Regions from separate parts of the Mus musculus genome. Here region 2 is linked to region 1. The links are chromatin contacts, found by POLR2A ChIA-PET in ENCODE. All regions are on one chromosome and are shown on one strand. Each heading gives the region's core, a stretch centred on a gene start or an enhancer-like site at or near the end of the contact. The rest is flanking DNA. Distances are from core to core; before and after follow the strand shown. Region 1 holds the start of Scrib (scribbled planar cell polarity). Region 2 has its middle 24 kb from the start of Gm35087.

What was found. ChIA-PET counts read pairs that join two places held with the same protein, here RNA polymerase II (POLR2A).
Region 2: POLR2A ChIA-PET joins it to region 1 with 16 read pairs in Patski. The contact joins the enhancer-like site here to the promoter of Scrib in region 1. POLR2A ChIA-PET finds 5 or more read pairs at or near these places in 2 of 5 experiments (Patski and embryonic stem cell).

The regions. Positions count from the first base shown.
Region 1 is chr15:76,067,737-76,072,508 of GRCm38, forward strand. It overlaps Scrib (scribbled planar cell polarity), which reads right to left and starts at 2,048. Exons shown (of 36, transcript NM_001310543.1): 1 at 1,493-2,048; 2 at 1-42. The coding sequence starts at 1,651. It overlaps Puf60 (poly-U binding splicing factor 60), which reads right to left. Exons shown (of 12, transcript NM_028364.2): 6 at 4,671-4,772; 7 at 4,497-4,589; 8 at 4,004-4,217; 9 at 3,730-3,920; 10 at 3,446-3,581; 11 at 3,013-3,248; 12 at 2,446-2,891. The coding sequence ends at 2,592.
Region 2 is chr15:76,153,984-76,159,037 of GRCm38, forward strand. No RefSeq gene overlaps it. Among named protein-coding and RNA genes, the nearest start is that of Gm35087, 24 kb to the left of the region's middle. Within about 2 kb of position 2,093, at least 1 of the 3 ENCODE cell types and tissues checked has a DNase peak (open chromatin) inside an H3K27ac peak, as active enhancers do.

The DNA.
Region 1 (4,772 bases), core at 798-3,297:
ACTGAGGCCCAACTTTCTCAAGTTCAACAGTCGGAAGAAGGGCTGTGGGCAGAAGATGTGATCAGGGGAACAGGCTCTATAGCCAAAGCCCTATGGGTATGGGAGAGTTTCCAAACCAGGAGGATCATGGCCACAGGGTCCTGGACCTCTTTGTATCCCAGGTCACACAAGGTTCTGCGGCTCTAGCCATGATACCCAGTGTGCTGAAAAACCAGACAAAGAAGCCTGCAAAACACACCCCTGCCCACCTGATGCCTGGTCTCCCTTGTGTCATTTGTCACATGTACCACTGCTGTTCTGCAATGATACTCTGCAACTGCTGAGGGGGACTCTCCTAAGATACTGTCAGACCTACGCTCTCATTTCTCGGTGGAAAGCCCACCTCTCACTATTACCCAGATGTCACCCAGATAACATGCCCCAGGCAAGACATCAGCAGCTCCCAAATGGATAGCCCCTGCCCTCTGCCCTATGGGTCAGTCACTCTCAGTATCCTACCTACTATCCAAACTACCTCTTCTAAAGGAGTTTGGAGCTCTTCAGGAACCCCAACAATGAACAGCAAGAGCTTAACAAAGAGAGAACAACAATAAAAACACCAGAGAGCACTGGGGTGGGTTGTGGGTGGTGCACATCTTTAGTACCCACAGAGGCAGGTGGATCTCTGAGTTCTAGGACAGCCAGAATGAATTCCAGGATAACCAGGGTTACGAAGGGGAAACCCTGTCTCAAGAAACAGAACAAAAAAAAAAAAGCAATAACAACAACAGGCACCAGAGAGAAACACAAGTGCAAAATGTCCAAGATTCACACACGGATACCATAAAGGTCTATGAAGAACACCCGCAACGCCACCAGCCGGCAAGAATATCAGACCACTGAGTCCCCTATCTCAGAAAAGTAAGTCCTACATAACCTGCCTCCTTTGGCCTTCCTTCTAGTGTGGCCTCAGAACAACAACAACAAAAAAAACCCCAAACAAACCCGACAGGAAGGAACACAGACAGTGAAAGGTGGGCTCTCCGCTGAGCGATGACAGAATAGATCTGACACTGCAAGTATCTTAGGAGAGTCCCACTCAGCACTGCAAACCTCTCCTCCCAAAACGAAGGCAGAACACAGTGCAAGAAAACCAACTTCCTACCCTTAAAGTAGCCCAACTAGCTTTAACAGTTGCTAACCCGGGTCGGTCTCGCACCCTGGACCCATCCTCCTCCTGTGCTCTCATGGGCTTCTCTGTTGGCTCCCCTTTTAGGTTCAGTATCTACTTAGTCCCCAGACAGGTTGCCACCAGGTGCCAACACCGGCGGCTGGAGGAGGGTGGGGCTGGCTGGGGCGGGGCTCTGACCAGTAGGAACCTGCAGGGCCGGCTGGAGGTTGCGGTGCCCAGCTCGGGCAGCGCCTGCTGAGATCTCGCTCCAGCCGGCTGCCCCAGAAGTCATACACCACCCCGAGAACTGAGCGCGGGGCAGCAGGTGCGGCGGCCGCTCACCTTAGGTAGCTCGCGCAGCTGGTTGGCGTCGAGGAGCAGCTCCTCGAGGCTACGACTGTAGCGGTAAATCTCCTCTGGCACAACCTGCAGCGAGCAGTGCCGCTTATCCACCGACTCCACGTGCCGGTTACAACGCCAGAGCGGGATGCACTTCAGCATGATGCGGGCGGGCAGTGAGCGCGGGCTCGGGAGGCGCTCGGCGGGCTCGGGCCGGGGGGCGGGGCTCGGCCCGCATGAGCGCCGAGCGCGGGCGGAGCGGCGCGCGCGGGGGTGGGGCGGGCAGCCGGGTCCCGGACTGTGGCCGGGGTCGGCGCTCGGCTCGGCCCGCGTTCAATACGAGCTGTAGGCTCCGACGGCGGCACACAGCTGGCAGCACGGCCTGACCCGGCAGCGCTTTCTTAGGCGCTGGGGGCGCGGCGGCGGCTCCGCATCCCGCCCGGCCTGCTCACCTAGCAGCTCATCCGCCCGCAGCACCGCAGCCGGAACCGCCGCCGCTGCCCGCGACAACCGCCCAGCCGCGCAGCCCGCCGGGAAGCCTAGGCCCGCCCTCTCTGCTCAAAACTACAGCTCCCAAAGGGCCACGCGGCGTGGCGTCTCCGACGACCCGTAGCGGTCTCGCGCGGGGCATGTCGGGATTTCCGGCCTCGCTCTGGCGTAACCCATACTAGCAGGTGTAACAACTCAGATGCCCGCCCGCCCACAAAATGCTCTCTTGGTCCTGGATCCTACAGATCTCAGGGCCAGACAGCTCTCAGAGCTATCCACGTGAGCAAGGCTGCAAGCCAGCACTCCCCACAAAGGAAGATAAAGCAAGGCCTGTCCACCCCGGTCCCTCCTGTTCACCCCTGCACAGCAGGCTGAACGCCCTCCTTGTCCCTGGTGCCTTGGAACCCTGATAAGACATTCCACACACAACCAGCTTGGGTCACAGGACCAATTTCAGACACAGGGACTTCAGGGCCAGTGGTATCTGCATCTTTATGTACACTACAGGGTGGGTTGGGCAGAGTGCCTGGTCCCAGGGACACACCACGGTTAACACTTTACAAAACCCAAAGGAAGGAAGGGGCAAGTGCAAGTCCAGGAAATGAGGCCAAAGTCACGCGGAGAGGTCGCTGTTATCAAAACGCTCCTGGTCATACACTTCAGCCACCACCTTGCGACCACCAAACCAGCGCCCATTGAGGGCCTGGATGGCCTTGTGAGTCTCTGAGGCCATGGAGAATTCCACAAAAATCTTGACGATGATTTCTGCATCTTCCTCTTCGCCCTGTTTTTCTTGATAGATAATGACCCGGTTCACAGCACCAAATTTGCCACACTCCTCTGTCACCTCTCCCTCCAGGTCGTCATCGATGTCCTTGGGGTCCACCATGTTTCGGAGAACCATCACTGTAGACTGTAGGAAAGACAATTGACTGCTGTGACTGTGGGAAAGACACCTGAATGCTGCGACCTATCACCCACTACTTCACATTCATACCGCCGAGAGCGGGCCTGGCACGAGCCCACCTACTTACCTCCTGTTTTCTGAGTAGCTTTTGCATGACCATGTGGCGAGCACTGCTGCCCGAGATGCTCATGTGCTCCTGCTCACTCAACATCTCTGGCCGTTCTGACTCAGGAAACAGCTCCTCCTCTTCCTTCTCCTTCTTGGGCTCCAACAGACCCAACGTTGGCGGGCTGGCGAGAATGGGGTTCACTACTCCCACAGAGGGGATGGTGACCGGAATAGGAGGGCGGGCTGGTGTCACACCTGCAGCAAAACCAACCGAGTTTAATAGCCACACATACACTCTCCTGTTTGGGAAAGAGTAAAGAGATGGTTGGCGATAGCCAGCCTGTCCTGGATTCAAGGGATTACACCGAAGTAAGTATGGGTTGGGAAGCTGAAGACAGACCCTAGAGGAGAGGGGAAAGGAATGGAAGAGAACCTGATCAACTCAGACTCACCTGTGATGACTCCAGGGGCCTGGGCAGCCATGACAGCCTGGGGTAGGGCCCCTAAGGGCTGGGCCAGTGTCAGTGCTGGGGACACTAGTCCTGGTGTGGCTAAAGTACCCAGCACTGCTGCTCCAGCCACTGCTTCCTGCAACCAAAAGACAAGCAGAGTCAGTTTCTAGTCTGTTCTCACAGTCAGTTCTTTGTTCCCACCCAAACCATCTAAGAGCCAGTTCCCAAAGGCTGAGTGGGTCTGTCCACCCACTGTCCACACTCATCACTGCACCAGCTCTCACCTGAGCTGTAATCTTGGCCGTGGCTGCAGCTGCGGCCACAGCAGCAGCAGGCGGGAGACCTCCAGGCGTGGCAGGTGTTAGCAGGGGCATGGGGGGTGTGACGGCCTTGCCCACCCTCAAGTACTGGCCACCCAGATCAAAGAGGTTCATGGAGGACACAGCATCCTGGGACGACTGGGCCTTCTCATATTCTGCAGGGCAGGATGAGCAGTGAGAAAAGCCAGCCCCAGTAAGAGGCGGGCTCCCTCTTCTCCTTGGCCCTTCCCAAACTCACCGATAAAACCATAGCCCTTGTGCTTGCCAGTTGTGGGGTCCCGGGCCAGCGTACAAGACTTGATCTTGCCAAAGGCTTCAAATACACTCTTGATGTCATCATCAGACAGGTCTTGATGTACAGAGGCCACATATATTCGGTTGAAAGCCCTAGCTTCCTCAGCCAGCTGATCTATGATGGGTTGGGCTTGTCCAATGTTGCTGGGTCTTCCCACCTGAAGAAGGTCAAGAAGAAACATCAGCCTAGGCCTGTGGTGACTGCTTGTATGTATGTAACTTCACGGAACAATTATTCTAGGTCCAAGACCAAACTTTTTTTCTTTTTTTGGTTTTTCAAGACAGGGTTTCTCTGTCTAGCCCTGGCTGTCCTGGAACTCACTTGTAGACCAGGCTGGCCTCAAACTCAGAAATCCGCCTGCCTCTGCCTCCCAAGTGCTGAGATTAAAGGCGTGTGCCACCACTGCCCGGCTAAGACCAAACTTTCTTGTCCTTACCTTGATGTTCCTGCCCCCAAGCATCACAGAGTTCATCTGCTCCAAAGCGAGCTGCGCAGCTTCTGGGACCTCGTACTCCACGAAGGCAAAGCCCTGAATACAGGAAGGTGTTAGAAGGCAAGGAAAGCAGACAGAGGGCAAGCTAGAGCCCCAGGGTAGCTCTCATCTGCTTACCTTATGCTTCATGGTAACGGAGTCCCAGGACATATCAATGCTCTTGATGGGGCCAAAGGGAGCAAAGGCCTGGCGAATAGTGTCTTCTCCCAGCTCATAGTA
Region 2 (5,054 bases), core at 843-3,342, 86 kb after region 1:
GACCTCAAAGCCCACCCCCACTGTGACACACTCCCTCCAAGAAGGCTATATCTCCTAATAGTGCCACTCCCTATGGGCCATGAATTCAAACACATAAGTCTATGGGGGTCATATCTATTCAAACTACCACAAGGGTCTTGGTCGTGTGAGGTATAACCCCAAGTAGGATGAATGAGGCATGCGTGGATGATGGTTCTGCTTACGTCATGTGGTACCGATGTCGCTAAATACCACTCTATCTCTGCCAAGTGAAAAGCACTCTCCCCATCTAACAGGTTTGTTTGTTAGTTTGTTAGTGTGTTTGTTTGTTTGGGTGTCTTCAGAGTTATTAACCCTCTGAAAGCAGGCACCAGCCACTGAGGACCTTCAAGCTCTCTTGCACTGAAATGTTAGGGGATGTATGCACCACCCAGTACACATCTTAGTAGAATTTCCATACAGACATTTTATTTGTATAGTTCCACAGATCAATAAAATATTTTTAAGACCATGTGGAAAAAAGCCTCGAGTTTCCTTCCAAAAACAATGGATACACTGTTGCGATAGCTTTGCATAGCCAGAGGGCAACAAAGGAGTGCTTGGCTGAGCAGGTCAGGGGCTGGGGCTGGGAGCTCTGAGGCATCGCCCTTAGAGTTTTACAATTCATGTTCAAGCTTCTCTTTTTTCCTTTCCTTTCCTTTCCTTTCCTTTCCTTTCCTTTCCTTTCCTTTCCTTTCCTTTCCTTTCCTTTCCTTTCCTTTCCTTTCCTTTCCTTTCCTTCTCTCTCTCTCTCTTTCTTTCTTTCCTTTTTTTTTCTTTTGGATTTAGACACATTCTCTCATTTGAGATATTCTCCGAAGATGATGTCAGAAGGCACAGGCTATCAACCCATGGGGGGCCGTGACCTCTTCGGTGGTGAACAACCCTTCCACAGACGTTGCCTAAGACCATCAGCAGATGCAAGTGTTGGCATCAGGAGTCATAACAGTAGCAAAATCACCATTATAAAGTAGCAGTGAGATAACCTTATGGGTGGGGGGTCACCAAAACATTAGGAAGTGCACTAAAGGGTCGCAGCATTAGCAGGGTTAGAGCCTGCTGGCATAGGGAAATGTCAGATCCTTTAGAGGCCGGGTTGCAACCCTAAGGGGTCATGTGGGAGAGGATCTTGGAACATCATGGCACCAAACCTGCTTTGAGTGTCATCTACACTGTAGGCTGACTTCTCTTCCCAATGTTTTCCTACTTCCTGCTCAATCTTGTGGTCACATGCAAATCAGGCCTGTAGGTTCACTGGCTGAGGCTATAAGGCACCCACTATGTTTCCAGGGCTATTGTTCATCTCCTTTGACCAGTTGGTCATACAATCTTCCTCCTCATGCCCAAAGAGACTTGAATAAAACAAAATGCACATTCTTTTCCTTTATATATTATATGCAGTAACCGGGATCTATTTTTAATAAATACTCCAGGATTAAGAGCACTGGCTTACTGTTCCAGAAGACCTAGGCTTGATTCTTGGCATCCATATGGAGGCTCACCCCATCTGTAACTCCAATTCTAGGGGACTCCTCTGGCTTCCACAAATACCAGAACACACATGATACACAAGACATACATGCAGGCAAAATACTCACACACACGAAACGCAAATCCATCTAAAAATATTTTAAGAGAGAGTGTCTGTAGTGGTGGGGAGGGGCATGGTGGCACAAGCCTTTAATCTCAGCACTCAAGAGGCAGAGGTAGGTGAGTTCGAGGCCCATCTCCTCTCCATAGTGAGACCCTGTCTTAAAAAAGAGAGAGAAGTTATCAGTTAGAAGAACTCCTATTCAATGAGTTTCCTAAAGCTTTTCTGCCTGGGGTCACGGTGTTTGGCGATATGGAATCTTGTGTGTGAGGAGAGTCTGTTCCAGGATGCACTCACTGGCTGTTTGCTGTCCCCAGACAGCGACGTCTCTCCAGAGACCCTGGTCAGCTGTGTGTTCAAGTGTCAAGGGCACGGGTTGTTTGAGATGATGTCAGGCTGCCCAGGCCTTTGGTCCTGCAAGAGCTGAGGTGGCTCCTCTCAGATCCAACACAATACCCTCTTTCTTCTGTTGGCAACACGCATGAGCCAGGAGCCCTTGAGTTTGTTGGAACAAGAGCCTTTGCTACCCTCTGCTGGACGCGTCTCATAACAGCGCCTGGCTGCTTTGTTAAAATACACACATGAAGTCATGAAACAACTAAGGGAGAAGTCAGTGACACAACAGTGCATCTCAGAGGTGGCTCTGCGACTCCGCGACTCTGAGACTCTGCAGCTCTGCGGCTCCTCAGCCCAGGGGTCCTTGCTGGAGCAGCTCTGAGCTGGCCTCCAAGACAGAAGAAAGGTCAGGCCAGGGGAGAAATTTGAAGTGCTTTTAGCATATATCCCGATCTGTCTCTTGCAACCCCTGTCCTCAAGGAGGGCCAGGCAGGGCCTCAACTGGTGAGATGTGAGGGTGAAGACAGGGGCCCAGCCAGCAGCCTGGCCATCCAGTGTCGCCCAGGGCCCCAGGGCCCAACATCTTTTGACCAAACCTGAAAGAGGAACCCAGGGAAGGGAAGACGAGCCTAAGGTCCTTAATGACTCCCATCTATTCTTCTCTGACCTTCTGTGGCTAATAGTCCTTTAAACGGTGGCCCCATCCAGTCCTACAGCAAATGCCCTCTCTTGATACTGCACCACCCTCCTGGATATCTTGCTGACTCTTGTCATTTGGAGGATTCAGACTTTCCTCCTAACAGGCTCTGGAATGTGTGAGAATCAAGGCTGGTGAATTCAGCAAGCAGGGCTCTGATGGGGGCGTGGGAATCGTCCACTGTGTGCTTGGTGTTCCCAATCTGTTACGTTCTCATAGACAGAAATGTCCCTGTCCCAGCATTTGGGTACCTAGAGGCCCCATTAGGGAAGGGTTATACAGGGTTATATAAGTGACAAATGCCTGTAACCCCAGCATGTAGAGAGTTGAAGTAGGAGGGTCAAGTTCAAGGCCAGCTTGGGCTACACGATGAGGTCAAGGCTAGCTTGTGTGTACTAAGACCTTCTCAGAGAGAAAGAAGGAAAAAAAAATACAGATAAAAGATTCACCCACCCCCATGCCCCGTATGTCAGTTTACAGATGATGGTTGACTTCCAAGAGCTCCTGCAGATGAGCAATTGACTTTGTAATGCATAGATTTAAGAGGCTGGGCTGAGGAATGTTCAAGTCCCATCTTGCAGGTGCTTTTCCACATGATAAAGCTTTTATTCTGAGTGAATAAGAACAAGAAACCCTGTCCTTTGAGGAGATGTCCACGGAGACGAGCCACTGGCTGAACGTCGTACACACCTTTCATCCCAACACTCCAGATGCAGAGGCAGGCAGATCTCTATGAGTTTGAAGTCAGCCTAGTCTACATAGTGAGTTCCAGGACACCAGAGCTATACAGCGAGGTAGACCCTGTCTTAAAACAAAACATCTAGCAATTGGCTCACACTCCAATGAGGCTCTATCTTAAATAAGACGCATCTTAAATTTGGTGTTCTCTCAGTCACGTTGGGTCCCTTTTATCCCAGGAGTTGGGGACCCTCAGGACACCCTGCTGTGTCAGACAGGGAGACAGAGTGGGGCTGGAGATAAGAGGTTCTTCTACCTCAGAACCTTCTGGAGTGGATAGCCGGATACCTCCCATTCCTATCGAGGTGTGCTGTTCATTTTTTTGAGACAGGGTTTCTCTGTGTAACCCTGGCTGTCCTGGAACTCACTCTGTAGACAGGCTGGCCTCGAACTCAGAAATCCGCCTGCCTCTGCCTCCCGAGTGCTGGGATTAAAGGCGTGCACTACCACGCCCGGCGAGGTGTGCTGTTCTTTACGCCATCTGCCTGGAGCCTACAAATGCAGCTGACTGTGGATAAGCTTCCATTGCTGTGGGATGGCCAGCCAGGGTCCCACAAGGCACCGAGAGATCAAGGTCATGCTGTCCATGCTGAGCCTGAGGAGGGCGAGCCCTCATGAACTCGCCTGCCAAGCGGGGTTGGAGTGGCACCTGTGCTCAGTCCTCCAAGGGTTGGGCTGGGCTGGTGCTCAGCAAACATGGGAAGCTGCCTCCTATCCACAGTGGACATGGGACATAGTTAGCCTCAGAGGGGGACAGAGGGCTCGGTGGCACACCAGCAGACCTGATCCATGGGCACTTGCCAGGGCACAGTACATCTTTCTGTAACACTGGATATCACCTTCCCTAACCGCCCAGAGAATACAGAAGCCCTGGAGTCAGATCATGAGGGAGACAGCCAGGGGCTCCCCAGAACTTCAGGCACCACATGTGCCCAGGTTGGGGCTAGTTGTTTTGTTTTGGGTTTTTGGCAATCGCGTTTGAAATATTAATGTGTCACCCGAGGCTTTTACAGAACCAGGAAAATAAACAGCAGATAAAACACCCTTGGAAACAGAGAAAGGAGAAAGGTACCCCACCCTGGCAGGGCTGGGCAGTTCCCATCTGTCTGATGTAACAATTACAAGTGTTGGCAGGTCAGGGACGCCACCCTCCCCCGGAGCTTGTCTCCCCTACCAAGGCTTTATAATACCCCTTTGTTTGAGCTCAGTTAGCTGCTTCCTGGCTTGACAGCCCTCTGTCCTTTCATTCTTTTAAAGGTTACTTTCCTATTTCTTACACAGGCATTCAACAAAGTCCAGAATCAGCTAGAAACTCTTTGTGCCCCTTAAAAAAAAAAAAATCATACAAGCATTCAAGTGTTCAGCTCTGATCCTGTGTTCTGATCAAAGGTTTTAGCTCTACTGTCTTTCATCAGAATCTCTGCTCAGTCCTGTGGGAACAGCTCACCTGCTGGAAGCCACCAGGCTACACAGGTTCTAGGAGTTCATTCCAGCTTTACCCCACAGCCCAGGAATGTGGCAAGTGCGGGCACATCTGAAGAATGTCTGTAAGACTTCTCTAAAGGAGACATGGCTGTACGAAAGCCAGCTCACAGGGGCTGTTCTCAAATATGGCTTTGTTCTGGGGTTTCTTCAGTTAGTTTTTTTCTCCTAACAAAAAAGTCACTTCGAACA